Regions from separate parts of the Homo sapiens genome. Here region 2 is linked to region 1. A link is a loop called in an ENCODE intact Hi-C map of the cell type or tissue named here. Cell type or tissue: A673. All regions are shown on one strand. Links, peaks and the distances in the headings refer to the core of each region. The heading gives the core; the rest is flanking DNA.

Region 1 (4,000 bases), core at 1-4,000:
ATGCCACTGCATTCTAGCAGCAGTGGGCGACAGAGACCCAGTCTCAAAACAAAACAAAACGAAACAAGAAACCAGAAAAAAGAAGACATCTATTAATCAGACCAAAGTCCTAAAAAAGAAATAACATTTAATCAGACCGAAGTCCTAAAAGAGAAATAACATTTAAAAAGAAGACATCTAAAGTTGTAATCATACCCTGCATGTTTTATCCAAGCCTAGAATTCATATTAACACAAAATATATTACTGATAGCTGTTCCACACTTTTTTTGTAGCCCTTGTTAAGACTAAGAATGTATGTATTTTGAATCTGTTTTTGGCTGATAAATGTGTGAACCCCGCACGTTTATAGTCTGTTGAAAGAATATACCTCAAATATAGTCACTGTCTCATATTTTCTTTCTTTTTTTCATCTCAAGTTTGGAAATGTTTGAAAATGCCCATGTATAATGATAATTGTAGTCTCTTTCTTAGAAAGGAAATCACAAATAATTTATATAGAATCTTAATATTTCCACTTATTGATGTACTACAACTCAGATATACTTCCTTTGTGTTACTCTTTGGATGATGTAAAATCAAATTTGCTTCCTTGCCAGGCATGGTGGCTCACACCTGTTATCCCAGCACTTTGGAAGGCCAAGGTGGGAAGATTGCTTAAGACCAGTTCTGGCAATATAGTGAGATCCTCATCTCTACAAAATAGTTAAAAAATTAGCCAGTCTTGGTAGCACACACTGGTAGTCCCAGCTACTGGGGAGGCTGAGGCAGGAGGATGGCTTCAGCCCAGGAGTTCGAGGCTACAGTGAGCCATAATTGTACCATTGCACTCCAGCCTGGGCAACAGAGCAAGACCCTGTCTCAAGAAAAAAAAATTTGCTTCCTTAAATTATATTATTGTTTTAGATGACCTCCAGAGAATCATGAAACTGCAAGGAGGATGAAAAGCAAGAGGAAATATGAAGGAAACCAGATTGATTAAATTATATGTGGATCCAATAGTAATTATTTGTTGTCTACTTTTTGGTAAATATTTTTCATATTTCATATCCAAAATGTAGGCCACACACTTTCGGAGGCTGAGGTGGGTGGATCACTTGAGGCCAGGTGTTTGAGACCAGCCCAGTCAACATGGTGAAACCCCCTCTCTACTAAAAATACAAAAATTAGCTGGGTGTGGTGGCTCATGCCTGTAATTCCAGCTTTGCGGGAGGGAGAGGAACGAGAAACGCTTGAACCGGGGAGGTGGAGGTTGCAGTGAGCCGAGATCATGCCACTGCACTCCAGCCTGGGTGATGGAGTGGGACTCTGTCTCAAAAAAAGGAAAAACAAAACAAAACAAACAGAACAAAATGTAGGCCACAGATACAGCTCTCAACTAAGTTTGACTCTTTTAAGACCACATCAATACAAATAAGAATAGTAACAGATTCTGTTACAAGTGTTTATAAATTGCCAGGGGAGGACAACAGAGAAAGGATTTGCCTTGGGGCAAAAGGAAAGGCCCCTACAGGAAGAAACACTTGATCAGGGCATTGGGTGCAGGAGAGCTTAGCCATTTAGCCATGTCATTCAGGGATAAAGGTTTCCAGGGAGCAGGAAGGGGGAAACTTTGCCTTTGAATTTAAACTAGTATAATTTATAATAATCTTGTGAAGAGCAAGTAGTCAGGATATCCTCAGCTATTAAAAAACAGAAATGATGACTAACTGAGTGGTTATGAGATGCCAGGGGCCCGTGTCTTTTGGTGGGCGTTTCAGAAAGTAGAACGGGGACAGAAAGCTTGGATCCGGACCAGGTCTCTTCATAAACTTCCACACAGCGCCACCTGGAGACAGGGAAGAGGGAGGCAGCTGAGAGAAAACCCTAGGTAGTTTCACTATTACTTCATTTATCAAACGTGGTTCAATATGTCTGCAATAGTCATGCAAAAACTAAAACCTGTTCACACTTTACAGATTAAGCACAAACTATTTACAAATACAGAGAGTAATATTAATGAAATTAAATGTACAGGAATGATTTTGTCTAAAAGCAAAGAAAAAATTATAAATACTGGCCACGGGCAATGTTCTTGAGATTTTTAGATACAGCTGACCCTTAAAAAATGTGGGGTTTAGGGGCACTGAGCCCCCGGCAGTCCAATACCTGTGCATAACTTTTGACTTCCCAATAACTTAAGGATGAATGGCCCATTGTTGACTGGAAGCCTTACCCATAATATCAAGTCCGTTAACGCATATTTTGCATATGTGTTATGTACTGTGTTCTTACAGTAAAGTAAGCTAGACCAAAGAAAATGTTCTTAAGAAAATCATAATGCAGAAAAAATATTTTTATGTGGAAGTGAATTCAACCTCTTCTAAATGTGGATCTTCACAAGAGTAAGTCCTTTTTAATAAATGACTGGTCTAATGAGTGTGGTTTTAGGAAAGACCTGTGAGTAAGTTTGACTAATTTTCTTCATCAAACTGTGAGTTTTTATTTTCATGATCAAAAACAATTTGAAATTAGCTCCATTCATAACAATTAATTTTGATGCCAAATGTTTTGTTTGAACAGTTTCAATCCTGATCCCAAATCTTACCAACGCCCACAATATACAAGACCTAATTTAGAATGATGTGGCAATATTTGTCCATATTAACTGTGAAAACCCTTTAGTGAGGACGATCTCCTTTGTGGCAATCTGCTTATGACGTCAGTAAAAATCTAATATATAGCATAATTAAATCAAAATCTGATTGGATTAAGAATGATAAGCAGGATGTGAATAAGGTGGGAGGAGGGACACTCTACACAAAAACCCTTGTAAGTGGAGCTCACTCCAACTGAGTTGTCAGTGGAAGCAATTGGAGGCCAGGGGAGAACCTAGTGGAGCAGAGGTGAGAATAAATTAAGAAAAAAATTAAAATTTTAATACAGAAAATGTTATCATTTCAGCATGAAATTAACTTTAAGATTGTTTTTAAGAAACAGGGTCTCCCTCCATCACCCAGGCTGGAGTGCAGTGGCACGATCATAGCTCACTGTAGCTTCAACTTCTTGGGCTCAGGCGATCCTCCCGACTCAGCCTCCCAGGGTGCTAGGACTACAGGCACATGCCACTGCACCCAGCCAACCTTTAAAAGTTCTTAACAACATCATTTACATTCTCTATTTCTCATTACATTTTCCAAATCCATTATGCATTTTACACTGAAAGCACATCTCAATTCTGATATGCCCCATTTCAGGTGCTCAAGAGCCACATGTGGCAGGACAGCCCAGTATAGACACTTTTATGACATCAACTTCCCAAAGAAACAATCAAGTCCTGGCTGGACGTGGTGGCTCACGCCTGTAATCCCAGCACTTTGGGAGGCTGAGGCAGGAGGATCACGAGGTCAGGAGATTGAGACCATCCTGGCTAACACAGTGAAACTCCATCTCTACTAAAAATACAAAAAATTAGCCAGGCGTGGTGGTGGGCGCCTGTAGTCCCAGGTACTTGGGAAGCTGAGGCAGGAGAATGGCGTAAACCCAGGAGGTGGAGCTTGCAGTGAGCCGAGATGGCGCCACTGCACTCCAGCTAGCATTTAAAATATCAGAAGCTCAAGGCCCTGAGTCTTTTATATATGTATTTATATTGTGTTTCATTATGTTTCACTAGTAATTGTGCATAGTAGGCCCTGATATCTCTATGTATATAAGGAGGAAAGATTTCCAAGGAGTGTTGTCCTTCAACTCATGACACTCTAATAGCATGTACATTTTTCCATAGAGAGTGGTCACGGCTGAACAATTTCAAGAAGCGAGTCGATGTCTCATCTCCCTATCTTATCTTGAAAAACCCGTGTACCTAAGTCGTGGATGTGTCTGCTGCATCCGCTGCATCAGTTCACTTCTGAAGGAACCCCATGAGGAAGGTGTAATGTGCTCCTTTCGCTCTGTGGCTACTCAGAAGAATGACATCAGGCCCGATTTCCAGCTGGGAAAGATGGATTCTAAAATCAAGGAAC
Region 2 (7,900 bases), core at 2,302-6,301, 130 kb before region 1:
CCCACCTGCAGCTGTGGTGCAGGAAAGCTGAACCCCTGACTCCGGTGGGCATTTGCTCAGCAGGGTGTCCACAACTCTGCCTGCGCTTCTGAAGCTGAGATGAGACAGTCAGCCCCATGCATACAATGACAGGATGTCTGGAAATGCAGAGGCCCAAGGAAATTCATGTCTGGATCAGGTTTTCCCTTTGATTGTGGCCCAGGAATGGGAATGAGCTCCTGGGAGGGCGTTTGCTTCCCTAAGGAGTGAAGTGGCATGGAAGGGGACAGGGATTCTCTACGTTATAGGGTTGTGGTAACCCTGATCTCTTGGTGACCACAAAGTAAGAGCAGGGAGGCATCCTCAGGTATCCCCAATGCCCCAGAGTCTCAGCAGCCACGGGAAGGTCCAATCTGACCACAACCACAACTCCAGGGGTCTCACTTCCATCCTCTCTGGTGTTGCTTTAGCCTGTAGGCTGAAGATTAACCCCCACCCTAATCGCTTGTGCTATCTATAGATCACAGACAATGGTGTGGAGAAATACTTGCCTTGCTTACCCCCACCTAGTCATGTACCCCATGCTTGCTCAGTCTATCACGACCCTGTCACGTGGACCCCTTAGAGTTGTAAGCCCTTAAAAGGGCCAGGAACTCTTTCTTTGGGGAGCTCGGTTCTGTTCTTATGACGCAAGTCTGCTGACCTCCCGGCCTAATAAAGCCTCTTCCTTCTTTAACCCGGTGTCTGAGGAGTTTTGTCTGTGGCTCATCCTGCTACATTTCTTGGTTCCCTGACCGGGAAGTGAAGCAGCCCCTTAGGTGGCTTAGGCTTGCCCTGTGGAGCATCCCTGCAGGGGACTCTGGCCAGCTTGAGCTACGTGGATCCTGAGCATGCTCCTGGGTAGGCATTTGCCCCGGTGGAATGCCTTGTCAGAGCAGTGCATGGCAGGCCCCAGCAGAGGATCAATGCAGTGGCTGAGCACCGGGAGGGAACTGGCGCTTGGAGTCCGTATATCTGGAACATGGTAGGACTGGTCTTGGGAACTTGCCCACTCCATTTGAGTGGAAGCATGGCCTGATCACCCACAGAGTGCCTTTATCGGCACTTTGGTTTTGGTTTTGATTTTGACTTGGTTTGAATTCCTTGGCAAACGGGCGTGCCTTTGTCGGCACTTTGGTTTTGGTTTTGATTTTGACTTGGTTTGAATTACTTGACAAATGGGCGTGCCTTTATCGGCACTTTGGTTTTGGTTTCGATTTTGACTTGAATTGCTTGACAGGACCTGTCTTGGGAACTTGTCCACTCCATTTGAGTGGAAGCATGGCCTGATCACCCACAGCGTGCCTTTATCAGCACTTTGGTTTTGGTTTTGGTTTTGGTTTTGACTTGGTTTAAATTGCTTGACGAACGGGCGTGTCCTTTATCTGCACTTTGGTTTTGGTTTTGATTCTGATTTGGTGTGAATTCCTTGAACCCATTAACCCACGGGTGGCCCGAATGCATTCAGTCTGTAGCGGCAACTGCTTTGCTGACAGAAGAAAGTAGAAAAATAACTTTTAGAGGAAACCTCATTGTGAGCACACCTCACCAGTTCAGAAGTATCCTAAGTTAAAAAAAAAAAAGCAAAAAGGTAGCTTAATAACTCAAAAATCTTAAAGTATGGGGCTACTCCGTTAGAAAAAGATGATTTAACATAAACCCCTGAAAATTCCCTTAACCCAGAAGATTTCCTAACAGGGAATTTAAATCTTAATTACCATACAAAGATCCGACCAGACCTAGGAGGAACTACCTTCAGGACAGGATGATAGATAGTTCCTCCCAGGTGATTAAGGAGAAAAACCACAATGGGTATTTTGTAATTGAGGAAAACTCTTGTAGAAGTAGAGTTAGGAAAATTGCCTAATAATTGGTCTGCTCAACTTTGCCACCCAGCCAAGCCTTGAAGTACTTACAGAACCAGGAAAAAAAAAAGCCATCTATACCAATTCTAAGTTAATCTGGACTAAACAAAGTCTTATTAATAGCAAAGGATAATTGAAATCCCACACTTACAAGGTTTTCAACAAAAGTAAAGTTGTTTTGCTAAAAGTTAACAGTGTAACGTGTATGATAGTAACTTCTAATCTGTGGCCTTAGACAGTCTAGTCCACAGACCTGAAGGAAGTTTGCTTTGGAAAAGAATGGTTATCATCTTCGAAAAAAAGAAAAAAGAAAAAAAGTGGGGGTGCAGAATTTATATAAAAAGGAATGTTATATGGAAAATTCTTGTCCTGAAATAAATTAACTAGTTGTTTAAGGAAAGGGATGTTTCCAATAAGTCAGAAAGTTGAGACATGTCGAAGAATTGTCTGTGAAAATCATGAAAAAAAGTGTTAGAAAAAGAAATTTATGCAAGAAATGTTGTATAATTTAAATTAATTATCCTCCTGAATGTAAAACTGTTGAAGAAACAGTTTATGTGCAAGGTATATAAGGAAAGTAAAATATGCCTTTGGTAAAAGGATTATAAGGAAGCATAAGAATGTGGATTTTTACCTACATTAAAAGGTTACAAAAATTGTTTTGAAGGTTTAAGCAAGTTTTGAAACATTAATTGTAAAGAAAATTCTGTGTGTAAACATATTGGCTAAAGTTAAAGGGGTATCATCCAGTTTTTCTGTGAACTGGACATTAAAATAAAAACACAACAGATTTTTCTTAAAGCGCTAACCTGCTCTTTGACAAAAATTATAAAAGGTTAAAAAAGTCTATAAAAGGTCAGACATTAAAAATTGAATAAATATGTCTACAAAGTTTTATTAAAACTGTTTAACATTAATAACACTAATATAAAGGTGAAATCTAGCTTATGTGGTATAAACATACAGGAAGCATTGTCAAATATAAAATGGTGTTTGGCTTTCTTCGGTCTAAATGTTGTGCCCGAGCCAGTTAGAAAAACGCCACACTTTGAGATGAACTAAGAGTCCTTTATTAGCCGGCAACCGAGACACGGCTAACGCTCAAAATTCTCTCGGCCCCGAGGGAAGGGCTTGATTAACTTTAATATCTTGGTTTAGGAAGGGGGGGGCGTCTAGTTAAAACAATTTTACAGAAGTTAAGTAGTCAAAAAGTTAAAAGGATAAATGGTTACAGGAAAGTAAACAGTTCCAGGTGCAGGGGCTTTAAGACTATTACAAGGTGATAGACGCGGGGCTTTGGGCGTTATCAATCAGACGAATTCTTGGGGACTGCGGATATAGCTTGCCACAGTATCTTATCAGTTAATTGCATTCTTGGATGTGCTGGGGAGTCAGCTTGCACAAGTTAAGTCCTTGAGGAAGGGTCTGCCAGTGAAAGAGCCAAGATGGAGTTTGTCTGGTTCTCTTAGCTAAGGGAGAAACAAGGCCAGGTGAATAAGGAAAAAACAAGGTTGGGCATTACATAAAAACTAATAAAAATAGGTGCTAAAGGAAATTTCTCAGTAAGAAGGCACCAAGGACTATAAAGTCCACTGCTGATGTCCCCACATTTAAAATAAAAGGTCCATTTCTTAAAAATTATATACTTGATTTATCTCCCACTTTCCTTTCCCTCAAAACTAAAAGTCTTTTAGCACATGTACCACCCCGAGAATTTCCGGTAAACCAGCACCAGCCTGAAGATCATGTTCTCATCAAAGGGTGGAAAGAAGGAAAACTCGAGCTGTATAAACATGTGGCTGCTGGGCCATTGCATGGTCTCTGTTGATGAGGTTCTGAATTTTTAATTGTATATATTTAAATTTATTTAACCATGAAGAGGCACATATATGACTGAGAACCACACTAGACGGGACAGCTCCAGAGATCCAGAAATGAGGAAGACAAGACTCCCCTATCCTGGTGTTTTTTTTTTTGCAGAATCGTTTGCTGCTCTGATCCTAGCATACATTTAAGGTTACTTCCTGGGCATCTGCATAAGAGCCAGTCACTGTGTGGGGCTGGGGATATGACCATGAGGACAATATCCAGGTCCAGAGGGATTCCAGCAGGGGGCGCTCTTGCACCCAGTGGAAGAGCATGGCCCTGCACACCCTGTCTAGACAAGATCACGGCGGCAGGAGCAGAGAGGTAGGGGCAACTCGCTGTCCTCAGGAGCTCACCCTCATCTCCAGGGACCCTGAATCATAAGCTGGGCAGGCTCCAGGATGAGTGTGGGGCTCAATAGGCTGGACAGGCTGTGAAGAAAACCTTTCCACACCTGCACTAGATCCCAGCCCAGGGGTGATCTAGAACTCATCCCTGGGGTGTGTTCATTAAAACATTCATGGGGCCTAACGTGTCTTCCCCAGGACTGAGCTCTGGGATAAGAACAAATGAGGAAGAGACAGTCACTGCCCTGGCAGCAAACACCCATGGCCAGGGTTCCTCTATCCATCTGTGGGAAGACCCCAAGTTTGATACTGAAGATGTTAAACCATCTCCAAAGTAAGTGGAAACTGAGGTGTTGCGGATTCGATGACCTGGACCCTAGGGTCAGTCCCCACCCCTTTGCTGAGCTCACCCTGCACTGGAACTCGTGTCCCTCCCCACTTCCCCTGCTACTCGGGAGCGCTGCCACTGCCCTGGCCAAGAACTGGGGCGTACGTCTAGTTGAAACATATTTCTGGGCCAGACAACCATTGGCCAACAGTGTCTACTGAAGGACCGTTCCCCAGGTGACTTCCAGAAGAGGTGAAAAATGAAAACTTATCTGTCACAGCCCCAGGAAGATCAGGTCTGGGACCTCTCTGTGTCTGGCCTGACCCTGAAGTCCATCCCTACTGACTCGTGTCCTGTCTGCTCTGTGTCAGAAAAGTGGGGACCTGATTCCTGTTCTGCCCCTCTCACCAATTTCTGCTGGTGTCATTGCCATCATCACACAAAGAGATGGGGAAGACATGGTACAATAAGGAAGCTGCTTTCTCGAAGCACTTAGGATGATGTTCACAGCATACTCTCGGCAGACAGGAAGGCCAGGTCCTGCTCACTCCGACTCAGAAGGGGTCTCATATCCTGCCTGGGCCCCGGTGATGATGTTGAACTGATGCCCCTAACCTTGCAACCTTGAGCTTCTCTTCCAACAATGTCCCAATATCCTCATTTTTTTTCCTTCTGATCCTCTAAATCATGTTCCCCTTCAGGTCTAGCATGAGGCTCTCTCTCGCTCTCTCCCATGGAGCCCACTGGGCAGCTGTCCATGAATTCTAAGAACCTCAATGTTGGTAACACTGATATTTTCCTTGAATCATACATAGCAGGGCCCCTGAAGCACCATGGGGAATCTATTCTCTAGAGATGAAAGATGTCTAGGGCAATCTGGTCATGAGAAAATCACTTCTCGGGTGAACAAGTGACATTGCCAAATCAAACAGTTTCATTGTTCTGTTTTGTTCATGGAAAGATACTGACACATACAGGACAATCAAATTCTACTGAAAAGCAATGTATTTCCATAGAATGCCTGCTCCAAAAGAAACCTCAAATCATCATGTGGTCCACTTTATTCACATTCATCATGACTTAAAGCAACTACCTTGGCTTTCTGCGCGTGAAGGTTTTCAGAAGCAAACAAAAACCTATTTCAACAGTAGCATCAACAGGGCATGATGGAGATTCTCCTGTCCCAGTGTTGAGTTTGTCTTCCCCAACCTTGTGAAGCTTGACCTACCCTTTATCCTCCTAGGAAGGAAGCCAAGAGCTCAGCCTGATGCTCAGTCCCTCAAGCAAACCTGTTGTACCCTTTGCATTTTACAGGATTTCCTGAGCAGAGCACACAGAAACTATGACTAGGCTAAGTGAAGAGAGACTGAGTTTCCACATAAACATGGCATTTCCTATCTCTAGTAACATTATCTGAAGATATCTAACATTTGTTAGATGTCATTAGCTTTTTCCTTCCCAGCTTCCTACCACAACTGAGTGTCACATGTGGCTGGGCCAGGGTCTAACTTCAGAGGAACAAGCCCTGCCCCACTCTCTATGCTAAAGATGGCTTGTGGAGGATGAACTCTGAGGCCTTTCCTAGAAAAGGTGGGTGAAGGAGAGAGGTGGCAGGAGTAAAGTATACAGATGAGTCAAATGCTGTGAGGAATAGAAAGGCTAAGCAAGAGGTGACATTTCTTATTTATGTCTTAAATGAAGTTGTTACTGTGTCTTTTTGTATTAACCTATTCTTTAGGTGACTATTTCACATTGACTATGTTCCCCTAGTTGGAAAGCCAAGGCTCGGTCATCATTTCTTTCCACCCCTCTCTGCCTTCCTTCCTTCACCACCAAGGAGGATGGCTCAGCAGCAGCTCAGTCCCTGCTTGTCAACCACCGACCTCCATACACTCCAGCCCCGGTCCACATCCCCCAAGGCTCCTCGTGGGATTCCTAAGCAGCACCAGTGCACTGACTGTCACTCTACTCATTTATTGAAAGAACAGTAGGCAAAATAATTGTATTATATCTTTACTAATCCTTTGTTACAAAGACAAGTAAATAAAAAAAGCCCTTAAAATGCTGCATTTCCCTATTATTTAGAGATAGTGAGTGCTAACCCTGTGATAGTTCTCTTTCTGGTCTTCCCTTTCTTTACACTGTCTGTGCGTCCATTGAGTCGGTGGCTGTTCATGTTCCCACCAGCCCCCGGCAGTGAAACGTCCATCATGGGGGTCAGCACATGGTGAGTGCTGAGCCTCACTACTCTAGCTATGCAGGAGGTCTCCAGTGAGGGTGATGGGTGCCAGGCTAACAACAATGTTGTCCTCTGCATTCTGATGTGGCACTGGCCCTTGTCTGTCTCCTATAGATTGGAGCATTTCTGAGGCTTGAGGTGGTCATGTTATTAAATACAATACAATTATCTTCCTGATTTTCCCCTGCTTTGACCAAGTGCTGAGGAATGACCCCAGCTCTAACAGATGCTGATGTGTACTGTTCTATGTGGTATCTTACCCTTCTCCGAATCTGTGAGCTGACCAAAAGCCTGTGGGCTTTCTATGTGTGTTTCACAGTAATGCCCATGTTAACGCCTGCTGTTCCAGTATCTTTTGCTACCCTGGGTTATGTGACCACTGAGGCCCCCTTGGATGATGGGCAATGTTTGGCATGCTTTATAGGCCATTACAGTTTCAAGTATACACATAAGTGCTGGAACTCCCTGGTGTGGGGACACCTTATCTCATGCCAGAGTGACACAGTTGAGTAACACAGAGCATCAACATTGGGACCCATTTCTGGGTTCATGTTTGCCTCTTCCATTCAGGAGGTTAAAATCTGGGTTCATTCTTTTCTGTACCCTCTCCATCCCACAATATCTAAGTAGGATATTCAACTGGCCTTCCAGTACAGCTGTGATGAGGGAGGAAAGAGGTGATTTATGTGAAGTGTATGGTGGTGGTGGGATTTTTTCTTCCTTTCTATTAGACGAATGACATGACTCGGGAGGCCGAGGTGAGAAGATCACTATAGGCCAGGAATTCAAAAACAGTCACACTTGTACTGTGTTGTGCATGTGGGTCCACATTTTCTGGGGGAAACACACATTGACAAACACACTCATAATCACTACATATTAACTCACTACTAGTTACCTCCCAGCCCTTTTGCACACAAACCCACACCATCTAAATGATATGGCTGTTTCCAGGGACCCTAGCAGATGATCACAGTTCTTCAGTGAGCCATCTGTTTCTCACAACGTACCCCAGGTCCTCACACCTATCAGGAACCTGAAGCCAGGGAGGTTCTCCAGACAAAAGCAGGCAAGAGAATCTTCCCTGACTCATCACTTAGATTTGTCATTAGGAAGGGAGCAGTATTAGAATATGTACAATGTTAGAGAGGGGAGCAATACACAGTGGGGCTCTCGGGGGCTGAAGCAGGAGGGAGGGCATCGGGATAAGTAGCTAATGTATGCAGGGCTTAATAGC

Evidence for each region. Peaks named below come from ENCODE experiments on the same cell type or tissue, not always from the same donor. Only the 100,000 strongest peaks of a DNase experiment are listed, where the experiment ranks them.
Region 2: a loop joins it to region 1, with 8 times the contacts of the local background. A loop is called at or near these places in 5 of 110 quality-filtered maps.

What each region holds. Positions count from the first base shown.
Region 1 is chr22:32,264,526-32,268,525 of GRCh38, forward strand. SLC5A4-AS1 (SLC5A4 antisense RNA 1) reads left to right here. Exons shown (of 4, transcript NR_149072.1): 3 at 3,763-4,000. It also overlaps a transcript of SLC5A4 not described here. Among named protein-coding and RNA genes, the nearest start is that of SLC5A4, 11 kb to the left of the region's middle. In A673, for the core only: a CTCF peak has its summit at 1,834 (motif pointing left); a DNase peak (open chromatin) is centred at 1,796.
Region 2 is chr22:32,136,910-32,144,809 of GRCh38, forward strand. No RefSeq gene overlaps it. Among named protein-coding and RNA genes, the nearest start is that of C22orf42, 18 kb to the right of the region's middle. In A673, for the core only: CTCF peaks have their summits at 3,978 (motif pointing right) and 4,188; no DNase peak of the experiment used is centred there; H3K27me3 peaks cover 746 bases.